2 separate regions of the Homo sapiens genome follow, and region 1 is linked to region 2. The links are chromatin contacts, found by Hi-C in ENCODE. All regions are on one chromosome and are shown on one strand. Each heading gives the region's core, a stretch centred on a gene start or an enhancer-like site at or near the end of the contact. The rest is flanking DNA. Distances are from core to core; before and after follow the strand shown.

Evidence for each region. Hi-C counts contacts between places; a loop is a spot of excess contacts on that map. Pooled maps may share reads with other maps.
Region 1: a loop to region 2 is called in a pooled map, with 4 times the contacts of the local background. The contact joins two enhancer-like sites. A Hi-C loop is called at or near these places in 1 of 168 maps with a recorded cell type or tissue (GM12878), 11 of 37 single-sample maps with no recorded cell type and 5 of 50 pooled maps.

What each region holds. Positions count from the first base shown.
Region 1 is chr13:42,521,518-42,528,240 of GRCh38, reverse strand. No RefSeq gene overlaps it. Among named protein-coding and RNA genes, the nearest start is that of TNFSF11, 49 kb to the left of the region's middle. RefSeq lists an enhancer at 3,649-3,768. Within about 2 kb of position 2,945, at least 3 of the 41 ENCODE cell types and tissues checked have a DNase peak (open chromatin) inside an H3K27ac peak, as active enhancers do.
Region 2 is chr13:42,402,476-42,409,693 of GRCh38, reverse strand. No RefSeq gene overlaps it. Among named protein-coding and RNA genes, the nearest start is that of LINC02341, 19 kb to the left of the region's middle. RefSeq lists enhancers at 3,406-3,815, 2,909-4,108. Within about 2 kb of position 3,218, at least 3 of the 41 ENCODE cell types and tissues checked have a DNase peak (open chromatin) inside an H3K27ac peak, as active enhancers do.

The DNA.
Region 1 (6,723 bases), core at 1,696-4,195, 120 kb before region 2:
ATTCCCCTCTCCGACTATAACCAGGAAAGGTTTTCCTTTTTTTTTTTTTTTTTTTTGGAGAGGAGTTTCGCTCCTGTTACCCAGGCTGGAGTGCAATGGCACGATCTCGGCTCACTGCAACCTCCGCCTCCCAGGTTCAAGTGATTCTCCTGCCTCAGCCTCCCAAGTAGCTGGAACTATAGGTGTGCGCCACCACACCCAGCTAATTTTGTATTTTTAGTAGAGACAGGGTTTCTCCATGTTGGTCCAGCTGGTCTCAAACTCCTGAACTCAGGTTATCCGCCCGCCTCAGCCTCCCAAAGTGCTGGGATTACAGGCATGAGCCAGCGTGCCCAGCTGGGTTTTCCTTTTTTAAGGACACAGGTGATTAGATTGAGCCCACCTGAATAAGCCCATCTCAAAGTCTTTAACTGAATCCCATCTGCAAAGTTCCTTTTGCCACATAATGAAACTCAGTCACAGGCCTAGAGGATTAGGACATTTGTGAGGTGGGAGCCATTATTCTGCCTACCACAGAAACATGTCAGGGAAGAGGAGAAGCCAGCACCAGAGAACCCTCAAAAAGTAGGTGAGACAAATTTCCATAGCATCCTGCAGTGTCTATCACATAAGAAGTTCTTCATTAATTAATGACTGCTGATTTATACTGAAAACGAAATTACCCCACCGTTGCCACTAGTCCTTCAGTCAATGTACGACTGCCTCCTGGGTGGTTCATGTCTATCCAAATGGCGTTCCTCTTTCCACTATGAAGGCCCCACCTTTTTAGGATCTGTATCTTCAGACCTCCCCATTCTCAAGCAGGGCTGGGTCTGGGTGTCCTAGGAGTACCAGTAGTCATCCTGTCCTATGACATATCTGCTTCAGTGTCCCCCAAGCACAGGGTAAGTATTTAATGAATGATTGTTACAGTGAACCCTCAGGCAGGAGTTGCCTTCTGCTGTGTGTGCAGTGGGCCTATACATTCTTGCTTCAGATCTGTTTTGACCTGTTAAGAATGGAAACCCGTTTTCACTCTGCCTCCAAAAGAAGTGTGTGAGAGGGAATGGGAAGCGGTTCTATCCATAATTTTGATGTGACAGAGCAGATAACGTTTTTATCATGGTCTTTGATGCAAACAGGGAGAGTCAGGCTGAAAACACAATTTTCATGGATGATTTAAATGTTTACAAATCTTAGCACTTTGAAGCATCTTATGCAATGCATGTACCCTCGAATTATTCTCAGAGATTTATGTGAATAAATGCATATTTTATTCATGGGTCCTTCACAGGCTCTGTTAATAGTTTTTAGACCCATTTGGTAAAGCAGCTAAACTTGGGCTGCACATTGGCACCACCAGAGGTGCTTTTAAAAAATGCTGATATCTGCACTTGCCCTCAAAAATTCTCATTTAATTATTCTGTTAAAGTTTCAGATATTTGTATATTTCAGATCTCCAAATGATTCTAACATAAGACCAGGAAAGAAAACCACTATGCTAAAGAAATCACGTGTGTTTCTTCATATTAAAGCTGAAATGTGCCTTGCTGGATGGGGCGAGGTAGCCACCCTTAGGTGAAAATATGCGTCTATTTCTTATGAGCAAGTAACACCCACACTTTAATCTTTCTCTGCTAAGGTCTAACCAGCAGTCTATTCACTCCTGCTCCAAATTTTTTACTCACTCCTCTCCCAGTTGTTCCTGCCCCCACCCTGCCTCTTTCTCTTTGATCTGTTGCTGAACCAGGACTAATTCTCCATCTAATGCCCTGCAGCAACCTTCACAAAGCCCCATTTGCCACTCTCCTGACCCTGCTGCTTTCTTTCATCCTCGTGTCACACATCCTCACTCCTCACAATCCTTTGCTATTTCTAAACACAAATGATGGGAAGAATCGGGGGGGCAAGGAATTCAGGTGATATACTGTGACTGCCAGAAAAACATGCTTCTCAGATCTGCAACTACAGCAAGCACATGGATTGCTGGCCCCGAGTGCTACGCTCTGAAACCCGCCATTGCCTTAGCACAAGGCCAGCTCCTCACGCCCCCACATCACCCTACTCGGTTGCTCCCCATCAATAGCTAAGACAACGGCAGGATCCTAAGTCTGGCCCGTCCCTGGGAGCCTCAAGCTTCTCTGACTGATCACTTTGACTCAAGGCTCCCCATCAGCCTTGCCAGGCTTACCTACAACTGCACTCAAGTTAGGACTCCTCATCCACCCCTTATTCCTTCACTCTCTCCCTCCCAAAGTTCAGACCAACAGCTGGCACTATCAGCTGTCACAGCCCTTCCTAGCTTCCTCTCTATTTTCCCTCCCAGGCATCTTGTTGGTAAATTTCTTGCACATCTAATTCCAACTTGGTGTCTGCTTCTTGGAAAATCCTAAGTAGCACCTTACTACAGGAGGAAGCTATAAGAATAATTGAATTTTACTCTAAAAGAAGATGACTATTTTAACCATTTATTTAATAATCATAAGCTAGTATGTATATATACATATGCATGGATATCCTCTCATTTAAAAAAAAAAAGATATATTCAACAGAAACCAGGTGTCTTCAGAGGCTCCCTGATTAAATAAACCTTTTTTTTGTTTTTTTCAAAACTGGCTACTCTTTGGGTCACCCAGAAAACTTTTTAAAGATGTCGATCCCCCTCTTGAGATTCTGATGCAATTAGTCTGGAGTAAGCCTGGAAATTGGCATTTAAATACCTCCCTAGATGACTCCAGTGTGCAGTAAGGTTTGAGAACCCTACCCTATAGGTACACATAGGGACAGGCCACAATTTACAATACCTACAAGATGTCAACTGCCCAGCTGCTCAGGAGAAATGTGGTTAATCATCATCCTGAGGGGAGAGGAAAATTTCTTCAGCAGATCATCATAAAGGAAACACTGTGGAATGTCATCAACCACATCCTTGACAACATCCCTGCAGTAAACACAGAAATAAGCTTCATAGAATTGCTTCCTATGACATTCCTCAGTGTCGCCAGGTTCTTTCCATGTGCTACCACAGTGCAAGCAAGTTCTGTTCCCGTACAAATTTGCAGAGGAATTTTCCACTTTGGTCAGTGGTATCTCTTCCTGAGCAGGCTTCATGCTGTGTCTGGGGGTAAAGTCTGTGGTTGGACACCAGGGGTACCAGAGAACATCTACTTTTACCTATTTCCTATATTGGAATTCTGCAGAAAGGTGTGTTTGACCAAAAGAGTCTACTGCTAAGGAGTGTTTGAAAATCACTCTCCAGTCAGCAGGAAGAAAGTAACCCTCTCATTCTTTAATGATTCTAGTTTCATCCTGATTGAACTCACAACAGACCATGACTTCAGAGTCTCAGAAATAATTAACTTCACTATGAGATGATCAATGAAGATGAACTTCAGACCATGACTCGATACCCAAGCACACAGTACACAACTGGCCAGGAGTGACATCAGTGCTGAGATGGATCCCCTCCAGCTGACACCAGGCCACATCAGACCAGAGAAACAAATTCCTCCCATATGGCCAGAAAGTTTTATGGCAGTAACACTAAGACTGACAAAGTCACTGTTTCATAGTTAATTATTTTCATTTCCTCATAGCCATGGAGAGAAACTATCTAAAACCTTGAATTTGAGGAAATGAGTTCGTGAAAATCTAGCTCTCCTGGGACATGATACTATAACTCATCAGAAGGGCCAACCCATTGACATTCTTGACTCTAGGCTCTAATCAGGCTACCCACCATCTTCAAGAGGCGTACCCTAGTAAACCTGCCAGCTTGGACACAAAACACACCTTCAGCAGTTGGCTGTGCCTGACCCACACCAAGGCTGCATGCTGAACTTCTGGATTCCTTTCCCTGAGCTTCCCGTCCCAGCATTCTTGCAACCAACCTGGAATGGCAGGGTTGAGTTTTCTCCATCAGTTATGATGTTCTAACCTCCTTGTTTGTTGAGCTGCAGTTCACAGCAACTTCAGTGAAATGGATTAGAAATGTTTTAATGTTCTACTACCTATGGATTAATATATGTTTCAAGGACATTGTTTTTTAACTGATGGAGAGTGCATGCTCTCGGTATTACAGATCAACTATGGTAGTGATGTTGAATAACTTAAGTAGGAGCTGAATTGAAAACTGTAAAAACAAATAGCAATAGTGGAATATAATTTCCAAAATGAGTCTTTATGCTAATCCAGATGAGTGAACAACATTGTTCAAAGAAGCAGAGTTCAGGGACACCCAGTAGAGGAGAGCAAAAGAAGAGAAAAATTATAACTGCTGATCAATTTGGATTATTGTTATTATATCACCGCTATTCTTGACTTTAAACAGACATACATAGAAAACTCTTATGTGGTACTAGAGTTTTATTTTTTAATTTATAACTTGAAATGCACATTCACCTACAAACTCCATTTCATTTTCTTCAACAAATTACTGTTCTCCAAGAATGGTGGAATAGAAAGAGCCATTGTTACTCTCCTTACAAGAAGAAAGGGAGCCCCCTATGACTGGTAGCATTTTGGAGGCAAGCCATCCTCACCTGCCCTGCCAGTTTATCAATCCCTAACTTCTGCTAAAGGCTAAAGTGTGGAGATAATTAATCTATCAGATTCTTTCTGGAAAAAAAATCTTGATAATGCAGGTATATTTTAAAAATCCATGAGCATATGAGAAAAATAAAGCTACTAAAGTAGGATAAATGTGGAGAATGGCTAGAAGATCAACATCTCCACCATCTTGATTTTGCTCCATTTATCAGCATCTCCACCATCTTGGTTTTATTCCATTTTGCCAACATCTCCACCATCTTGGTTTTGCTCCACCTCAGCCTTAGCTACAGACCTGATCCCAGCAGAGCATGGATGAGCCAAAGGGCTCAGCACTGAGATTCCTTTGGAGTGTTAATACTGTTCAGTTTCTGTTCGTTCTTTTCTTCTGCTTGCCACCATTCTGGGTCCCCATGCTGCTGCCTCAGTGTGGTCACATCAGGGCAGCTTGGGAAGCAGTCACATGAGACAGGTTCTCCCCGTGGAGTTCATTCAAGGCTTGTGGAAGGCTTACTGGTTACCAAAATAAAATCTGTTCTCTTTTCATTTCAAAGCCTGTTCAGTTCTTCATGTGCCTAATGACATGAGTGGAACTGAAAACCTGACAATTTGCTAAATTCTTCACTTCTCTTAAAATCTGCAAAACCTTTACTGAGACAATGCAAAGACAGCTGTTGAGATCTTTTTTCCATCCTGAGTGAAAGGCAGGACGAGGAAGTTTAAAATGAAGGACTCCAGTAGTGCCAACCAGGCTGAGAGGAAATGAGCATAAAGCCAGCCTGTGGAAAATGTCAGTAAATCAGGTCTGGAAATTGGCTTTCTTTTTTCTTCCCTTAAGGCAGAGAAAGTGAAGGAAGGAGTGAGAGGTTTTATCAAATTGGACTTTACTTCATTATTCTCACTAAATCACGAATTCCCCACTCCAGGGTAACCTCACCCGGGGTGATGCTTTTTTAAATGAGGTGTCTTTCTCAGACATGTCTAGTCACAATTCACTGGTGACTGCACAAGAAGGTTAAAAATGGGAGATTCTGCTGTTAAAGATTTGAGGTAGGCCTGGGGTATTCTTAAATTTATTGAATCTTTTCTATTGTGTGTCTGTGTCTGTGAATGTGTAGTCAGTGGCATTTTAAAAAATAATTTTTTAAAGATCTTTTAAGAGCATTTTTGTCATGTCTATAAATTTAAAAAAAAATGTGATTACTGTGGAAAATGTATCAAAAGGAAATATTCAGAAATATGCACAAAAGTTTAGTGACAAAGAGGTTTATCATTGCATTTTTTTACATATACTTTAAGTTCTGGGATACACATGCAGAACATGCAGGTTTGTTACATAGGTATACACGTGTCATAGTGGTTTGCTGCACCCATCAACTCGTCATCTACATTAGGTATTTCTCCTAACGCTATCCCTCCCCTAGCCGCCCACCCTATGACAGGCTGCAGTGTGTGATGTTCCGCTCCCTGTGTCCATATATTCTCATTATTCAACTCCCACTTACAAGTGAGAACATGTAGTGTTTGGTTTTCTGTTCTTGTGTTAGTTTGCTGAGAATGATGGTTTCTACCTTCATCCATATCCCTGCAAAGAACATGAACTCCCTTTTCTATGGCTGCATAGCATTCCACGGTGTATATGTGCTAATTTTCTTTATTCAGTCTATCATTCATGAGCATTTGGGTTGGTTCCAAGTCTTTGCTACTGTGAACAGTGCTGCAATAAATATATGTGTGCATGTGTTTTTATAGTAGAATGATTTATAATCCTTTGGGTATATGCCAAGTAATGGGATTGCTGGGTCAAATGGTATTTCTAGTTCTAGATCATTGAGGAATCGCCACACTGTCTTCCATAATGGTTGAACTAATTTACGCTCCCACCAACAGTGTAAAAGCATTCCTATTTCTCCACATCCTCTCCAGCATGTTGTTTCCTGACTTTTTAATGATTGGCATTCTAACTGGCGTGAGATGGTATCTCATTGTGGTTTTGATTTGCATTTCTCTAATGACCAGTGATGTTGAGCTTCTCTTCATATGTTTGTTGGCCGCATACATGTCTTCTTTTGAAAAGTGTCTGTTAATATCCTTCGCCCACTTTTTGATAGGGTTGTTTGTTTGTTTTTCTTGTAAATTTGTTTAAGTTCTTTGTAGATTCTGGAAATTAGCCCTTTGTCAGATGGATAGATTGCA
Region 2 (7,218 bases), core at 1,969-4,468:
GAAAAGCCTGAGCAGTAAGCTTAGCTATCTTAGAAGTTGATCTTAATAGATAAACATCCTGAAATTTACCTCTTTGGGAAAGATAAGTAAAAGAAATATTTTCTGCTGAAAGAAATATTTTCTGCTGAAGAATTTGTTTATTGGACTGTATCTTAAAAGTCGAATAATTTTTAAGAGCTATCAGGCAGTGTATAAAAAAAATCACAGATCAAGAAGTACCCTCCATGGTCTGAATGGAGAATTCCAAGCATGATGGAGAATAAAGTGTGTGAGAACACTGAAAAATGATGCTGCAGATGTATAGCAAGGATCCTTGGGAAAGAGCCTTGAATGCCATAAAGGAGTGTGAACTTTATACCAAAGGGCAGTGATTCTCCAAGTGTGGCCGCTGAGCAGTCAGCAGCATCAGTGTCACCTGGCAGCCTATTAGAAATGCAAATGGCCCAGCCCTAGCCTGGGCCTATGGAATCAGAAACTCTGGGGCTGGGGCTAAAGCACAGTCATCTATGTTTTCACAAGCCCTCCAGGTGACTCTGATGCACCTCTGCCATACAGAATATTTCTAAGTATTGGAATTATATAATCAGATCTGGGTGTGCCAATGGCAACGTGAAAAACGGATCAGAAGAGAAGACACTGAAGGTGGGAGGGGCTGAAAAGAGTAATGAAAGTATTGATTGATCAGAGATTTTTGCATTTTATCTGTATTTTTTCAAGCCTAAGATGACATTGATGATGTCACACCACTATTATATTCACCTCTAGAAAGAACACGTCTGCCAATTAAACAATAACCTAATGTTTCTTATCACTTGGAATTTGTATTTTATACTTACTAAAAGGGATCCTTTATACTTATACTGTCAGATTTTTATCATATATCACCCTTGCACATACATAAATGGGAAAATATAAGCAAAATAATTTGGTCAAGGTATTTCTAACATTTATTTTCTATTCAGAATCTGACTCTTCTGAAGCACTGTCCACTCAAAAGCTATCTAGAATGTGAATGGAGGGAGCATTCTGTGTTTTTATAAAGCTCCACTGTTGTTTCTGGGATTTTCTTCCAAGTGCCTGATGCCTATTCTGCAAGTCTGGATGCACACGCACAGACCATGGTGTCCCCCTCATGACTGCTGCCTGTAAGATGCTTCCTGGCTTTGCAGATGATAAAGTGTGGGATGTGAAGGACATTTTAAAATTGATGATATCCCAATGAGCACTCACCTGGGCCTCTACTAGGGCAGTAATGGGAGTAATAGGAATAAGGGGACAAAGGCCAATCAGAATCCATCAGAGGTGGATTCTAAAAGTTGTGTGCCCAACTAGATGCAGAGAAAGGGAAGAGGTACATGACTCTGAGGTTTCTAATTTGAGTGACTTAATGGATGGCAATGCCCTGGATTGGAAACTCAGGAGGAGTGGGTTTTAATAGCAGAAGGAAAGCAGTGGATAAGGTAAAATGGGTTTGGTTTATGGTTTTTTGAATGGGACATCCCAGAGGGATTCCCAGGTAAAAATGACTGGGATGCAGATATAAATAAAACTTCATAACTCAAGGGTGAGTGAGGGTGAATCATGGTTAAAGAGAAATAGTTTTTAATCCACAACATCTAAATGGTAGTTGAAACCAGGGTGATGAGTACCATCTTCCAAGGAGGATATACAGAGAAGTTGAAGACAGTTAGTTATAGAACAAAAACAAAAATTAAAGAAGTAAATAGAGATTTGAAGGAAGGAGCAGAGAGAGAAAAAAATTGTTAGATGATGTTTACATATCTTGTGGGCACCTCAAAGACAAAAACTGTCTTACATGTATTCTCACTCCCTAAGACAATGCCTAATCCAATAACATTTGTTGAACCAACATGAAAATGGTGACCCAAAAGCCAAAAAGGTGAATATTTTAAGGAGAAAATGATCAACAATATTAAATGTTATAGCTGATATATAAATAAAATGACAAAGAGGCCACTGGATTTAGTAAATCCAGTTTAACTTGCACCGCTACCACCAACTTCATTTTACAGGTTAAGAAAGAGAGGCCTAGAGACTTGAACACACATGTCCAGGACCACCAGTTGGCTGACTGGAGAGTCAGAGGCAGGACTCTGGTCTCCTGGCTCTTTTCCTGGGGCTGTTTTCTCTATACGGAGCTTCCCCTCTTAGAAGAGGATTACATCCACTGCAGATAAAGCTCTGGATCCAGGCAATCAGATAGGCTCTTTTCTTAGTCCATTTTCTGTGGCTATAACAGAATACCACAGGTTGGGTAATTTACAAAGAAAAGAGATTTATTTGGCCACAGTTCTGGAGACTGAAAGTCCAACATTGAGGGGATGCATCTGGTGAGGACCTTCTGCTATGCCATGACTGACGGAAGGGCATCATATGGTAAGAGCAGAAGAGACAGACAGAGATAGTGGAGGCTAAACTTAACTTTTTATCAGGAGCCCACTCCCGAGATAATTAACCCAGATAGCAGCATTAATCCAGTAACGAGGACACAGCCTTCATGACCTCATCACCTTTTAAAGGCTCCACCTCTTAATACTGTTAAAACGGCAATTCAATTTTTTTTTTTTCTTGAGACGGAGTTTCACTCTTGTTGCCCAGGCTGGAGTGCAGTGGCATGATCTCAGCTCACTGCAACCTCTGCCTCCAGGGTTCAGGCGATTCTCATGCCTCAGCCTCCCGAGTAGCTGGGATTACAGGTGTCTGCCACCACGCCTGGCTAATTTTTTGTATTTTCAGTAGAGATGGGGTTTCACCATGTTGGCCAGGCTGGTCTCGAACTCCTGACCTCAGGTGATCCACCCACCTCAGCCTCCCAAAGTGCTGGGATTACAGGGATGAGCCACTGCACCTGGCCAGCAATTCAATTTTTAACTCATGAACTTTAGGGGACATATTCAAACCATAGCAGCTCCTACTGACCAAGTCCACCCGTAACAACAAACTCCACTAACAGCCACATCACCTCCACGGAGCAGGAGAGAACAGAGCAAGGGGTCTGGTCCTGGGCATGCATTTTAGGGCTTGCCCTAATACCTGATCATTCATCGCCGGCGGAGTACCCAGTGGAAGAAAAAGTTCAGGGGACTTTACTCTCTGGGTTCTATCTTGAGCCAGAATTTCCTCTGACTCTGGTTACATGTAATAGAACAGAAAGTGACACCACAAGCAGGCAGCAGAAAAACAAAACGGGCTTCTTCTATAGTATGCGGTCATTAACCAGGATGTTCATACCAGCTTCTGTATGAAGAAGAGCAAAATTTGAATTCAGTGAAGTCAAAACAAAGATAATGGTATCATTCTTTTTGATGTCAATTAAGTTGTATCACTGTTTATTGGGCTGATGACATCCTGAGAAAATGAGTGATTTCTTCAAAGCAGTGATTCTCAAACATCAGAGCTTATCAGAATCACCTGGAAAGGCACCTCTTTCAGAGCTCCCAGGGTAGCCTAAAGTGGGCTCTGCCCTTAAAGCTCCAAATTCTCTGGAGGTTTATCCCAAGAGAAATAGTGAACATAACATCTCCCACATTTCAAAAGTAAAACCATTCAAAGATCAGGCTCCATGACTTATTTCCCTCTTTGTAATCCTTGCAGGGCCAGAGGGTCGACAGGATGAGACGTGTGGCCAAAACCCATGTGGCTTCAGTGTTTTTATTAATACAGACATGTACAGCCATGCGGAGGTGTCCGGAAGCCCCCATCTGGCAAAGATGACTAATGGGACTTTCCCACTGACATCCTAGTAAAGGTGCCAGAAGTATATTCATTCCAGATCACAGCCGTAATAGGGCAGTTTCTCTTGGGACACTACCCTGACAGACAACCGTCTTCCTTTTACAACCTACGTGACACCCCCATGTGGTACCTTCCTCTCCACAGTGGTGAGCACAGAAATGCATATCTGACCAGAACCCGGGAACTGAACGCTTCACAGCAAATGTCAACCTTTCTATAAACTAGTAGGAGTGCAATTTTTCTTCCATTATGCAGATTGCAATTTCCACCCACTTTTATATTCCATGTCCCAAAAAGTGAAAAGCAGATACTGTAGTTAGAATCTCTAATCAAAGGAGCACTAAGTGGGTACAAAAGTAGATGAAAACTCAAGAAGATACTATTGGCTGTTTGCAGAAAATCATCAAAGACTTTCTCACAAAGCAGTGGGAAGGAATTGAGTGAAGAGTGATGTATTCACTGATGGGTTCTATGGAGTCAGAACATGCAAATACATATTAGGCTAAGAAATACAGAGTACATTTATTCAGAGCCTACTCTCACAAAGATAGGCAAGATTTCTAACTAGAGATAAAACTCATATAACCATTGACACAATCCTAGTCCATTAATAATTGCTTTTTTTCATATTGTGAAGAGAGGAACCAACAGCATTAATAAGAAATAGGTATCTGGAGTATGAACTGTCCTATTAACTGAGTGACCTTGGGAAAGTCATATAATCTTTCTGGGCTTCAGTTGTATCATAAGTAAAATAAGATTGAACTAGGCCAGGTGCAGTGGCTCACACCTGTAATCCCATCACATAGGGAAGCTGAGGTGGGAGGATCGCTTGAGCCCAGCAGTTCGAGGCAAGCCTGGATAAAACAGTGAGACTTTGTCTCTATAAAAATTTTTTTAAAAAATAGTTAGCTGGATGTGGTGATGCATACTTGTGGTCCAGCTACTTGGGAGGCTGGGGAGGGAGGATCACTTGAGCCCAGGAGGTCAAGGCTGCAGTGAGCCGTGATCATGCCACTGCATTCCAGCCTGAGCAACAGAGTGAGACCCTGTCTCAAAAATAAGAATAAAAAAAATTGAACTATATGCTTTCTAAGATTTCTCCCAACCCTGAAGTTCTGTGTCTATAACCGAGGGAACACTGGCTATTGGAAGATTTAACAGAGATATGAAGCATCGGGGGATATGTCTTATAATAGCAAAATAATTCTCTTTCATCATGGACAAGAACACAAATAAATATGACTGTGGTCATAACAGAAGCAGGATTTGAAAAGCTGCAAAGATACAGGAGCTGCAGAGCAGATTCCTAGAACACCATACTCAGGCAGAAAAAATCATCTCTCCAAGGATGCCAAACTATATTTTCTAAACAGTGTCTTACAGAATGGCAACTCTGCTGGGTACTAAAAGGCTTGAGAAATGAACAAAGTTAAATAAGTAATTTTGCTGCAAGAGGTCTCAGAGCCTTTTCTGCACTGTCCAACATAACTTTCTGCAATGATGGAAATGTTCTATGTATGTACTTTCCAATATGGCAGCCATGAGCCACATATGGCTATTAAGCATTTGAAATGTAGCTAGTGTAATGGAGAAATTGAATTTTTTATTTTATTAATTAGTTTGTAGTTAAATAGCCAGATGGGGCTAGTTTCTATATTTCAGAAAGCACAACTTATATCACACATACACATTTATAATGCTAGCTCTAAGAGGGAGCCAGCACATACAGCATTTACCAAACTTGTTGAGCCATAAAATTCTGCTTCCAAAGGACTGGAATTCTTTGCAAAACCATTTGGGAAACACTAGACTACGAGCTATCTGCTAGGTGGTTGAAGCCCCAGGAGACCACTCTAGCTTTGACATTCTAACTAGCCAGCACCATCATGGGCATCAGTCCCCACCAAGTGGTAAAGACTGGGTTGTTCTCTGTTCTCAACATGTGATAATATCATCTCACAATTCAGTCACATCAAAATTTCCCAAGTCCCAACAGACACCCTTAGCAGAGGTAGCCCAGTGCAGGTACAGTCAACGGGAATCAAGCAATGTTAAACAACTGGCTGTCCCTTTCCACCAAACGTAAAACAATGATAATCTAGTGCAACTGGGCTTTTAAGTTCACCAGGCAATCTTGGATGCAATGATATATCATTATCTCAACAACCCAATGAGATAGGCAGCATTCCATTTTGTAGGTGATGAAAATGGTGCTTACACAGCTAAAGTGACTTAGTTGCTCAAGGTCACACAGTTACTGGGACTTAACCTCAATCTTTGAACTACACCTCCTCAGTCATTCTAACAAAACCATTTTGAACTGAATTTTTCCTTACAATGCCTAGGGCCCATAAAAATATTGAATTAATAAATTCTCAAAATACCAAAACATTATAGATCCCTGAGGAAAGTACTTTGTGTTACAAGCTTTGCTCACACATACCTTGAGAAGTATAATAAATGCAAGAAATGTGTAATGATAATGGAATATATAAGAGACTGACGTAATTATTCATGAATATGTGTAATTCCTATTCTCCAAGAACTCCTCCACTGGACCTGTAATAATTATGTGCCTCTCAACTGAAAAATCCACATTGGTGTGTAAATAACCAGCTACAAACTTCATTCGCCCAATTATTTCTCCTTTCCTGGGTATGCAATCAATTTAGTGCTTCTGAATGCTATTTATTCAGACCGCAATAGCATACACAACTGCCCATTTGTGCCTCAAATTCATGCTTGACTCCTTGAGTGGCAGCTTGTGGGCCAAAGCCCTTGAACTAATTTGTCATCACATCAGATGAGTGCATTTGACTCTGACCTACACAATTGCAGAAATCAAGGTTACTCCATGGAATATTGTTTCTTGAACCATCATTTGGCCTTGCAGGAAATTAGGATTTGCAGCTATGACTCCATGTTCCAAATCCAAGCATTGCCGAAAGAAGACAATACAGGTCTTGAAACAGCATGTCAAAGAGGTGACTCTCTACAAATTACACAGGCATGGCTGGCTATTAGCAGGGCTCACTGCACTCACTTTGGCTTTTAGATTAAAATATAATCACTTTCAGTCAAATATATAGCAGTCATTATTTTCTCTTCACTAAAATTATATACACTTAATATAAATAATAGACTTTATTATGCCATACTGTACTCTGAAAATAATTTATACTACAGTTTTCATTACAATGTGGCATACAAAATGCCATCTGCGGTCATCTCAAGGGTTCTGAGAAACCCAAAGGGAAGGAAAAGTGGGAGGTAAAATAGCAATGAAAGAAGAACAAAAGGTCAGCTGGAAGGAAGATACAAGGACATTTAAAGGCGAAGGCTGGGTTGTCAGGCAGCTTGAACAAAGTGATGAGACACATGGAGGGCCTGGAAAATCTGAGAGAGAGATGATTTAAGTAATCAGCACTCTCAAAGGCACAGTGGACAACACAGGAAAAG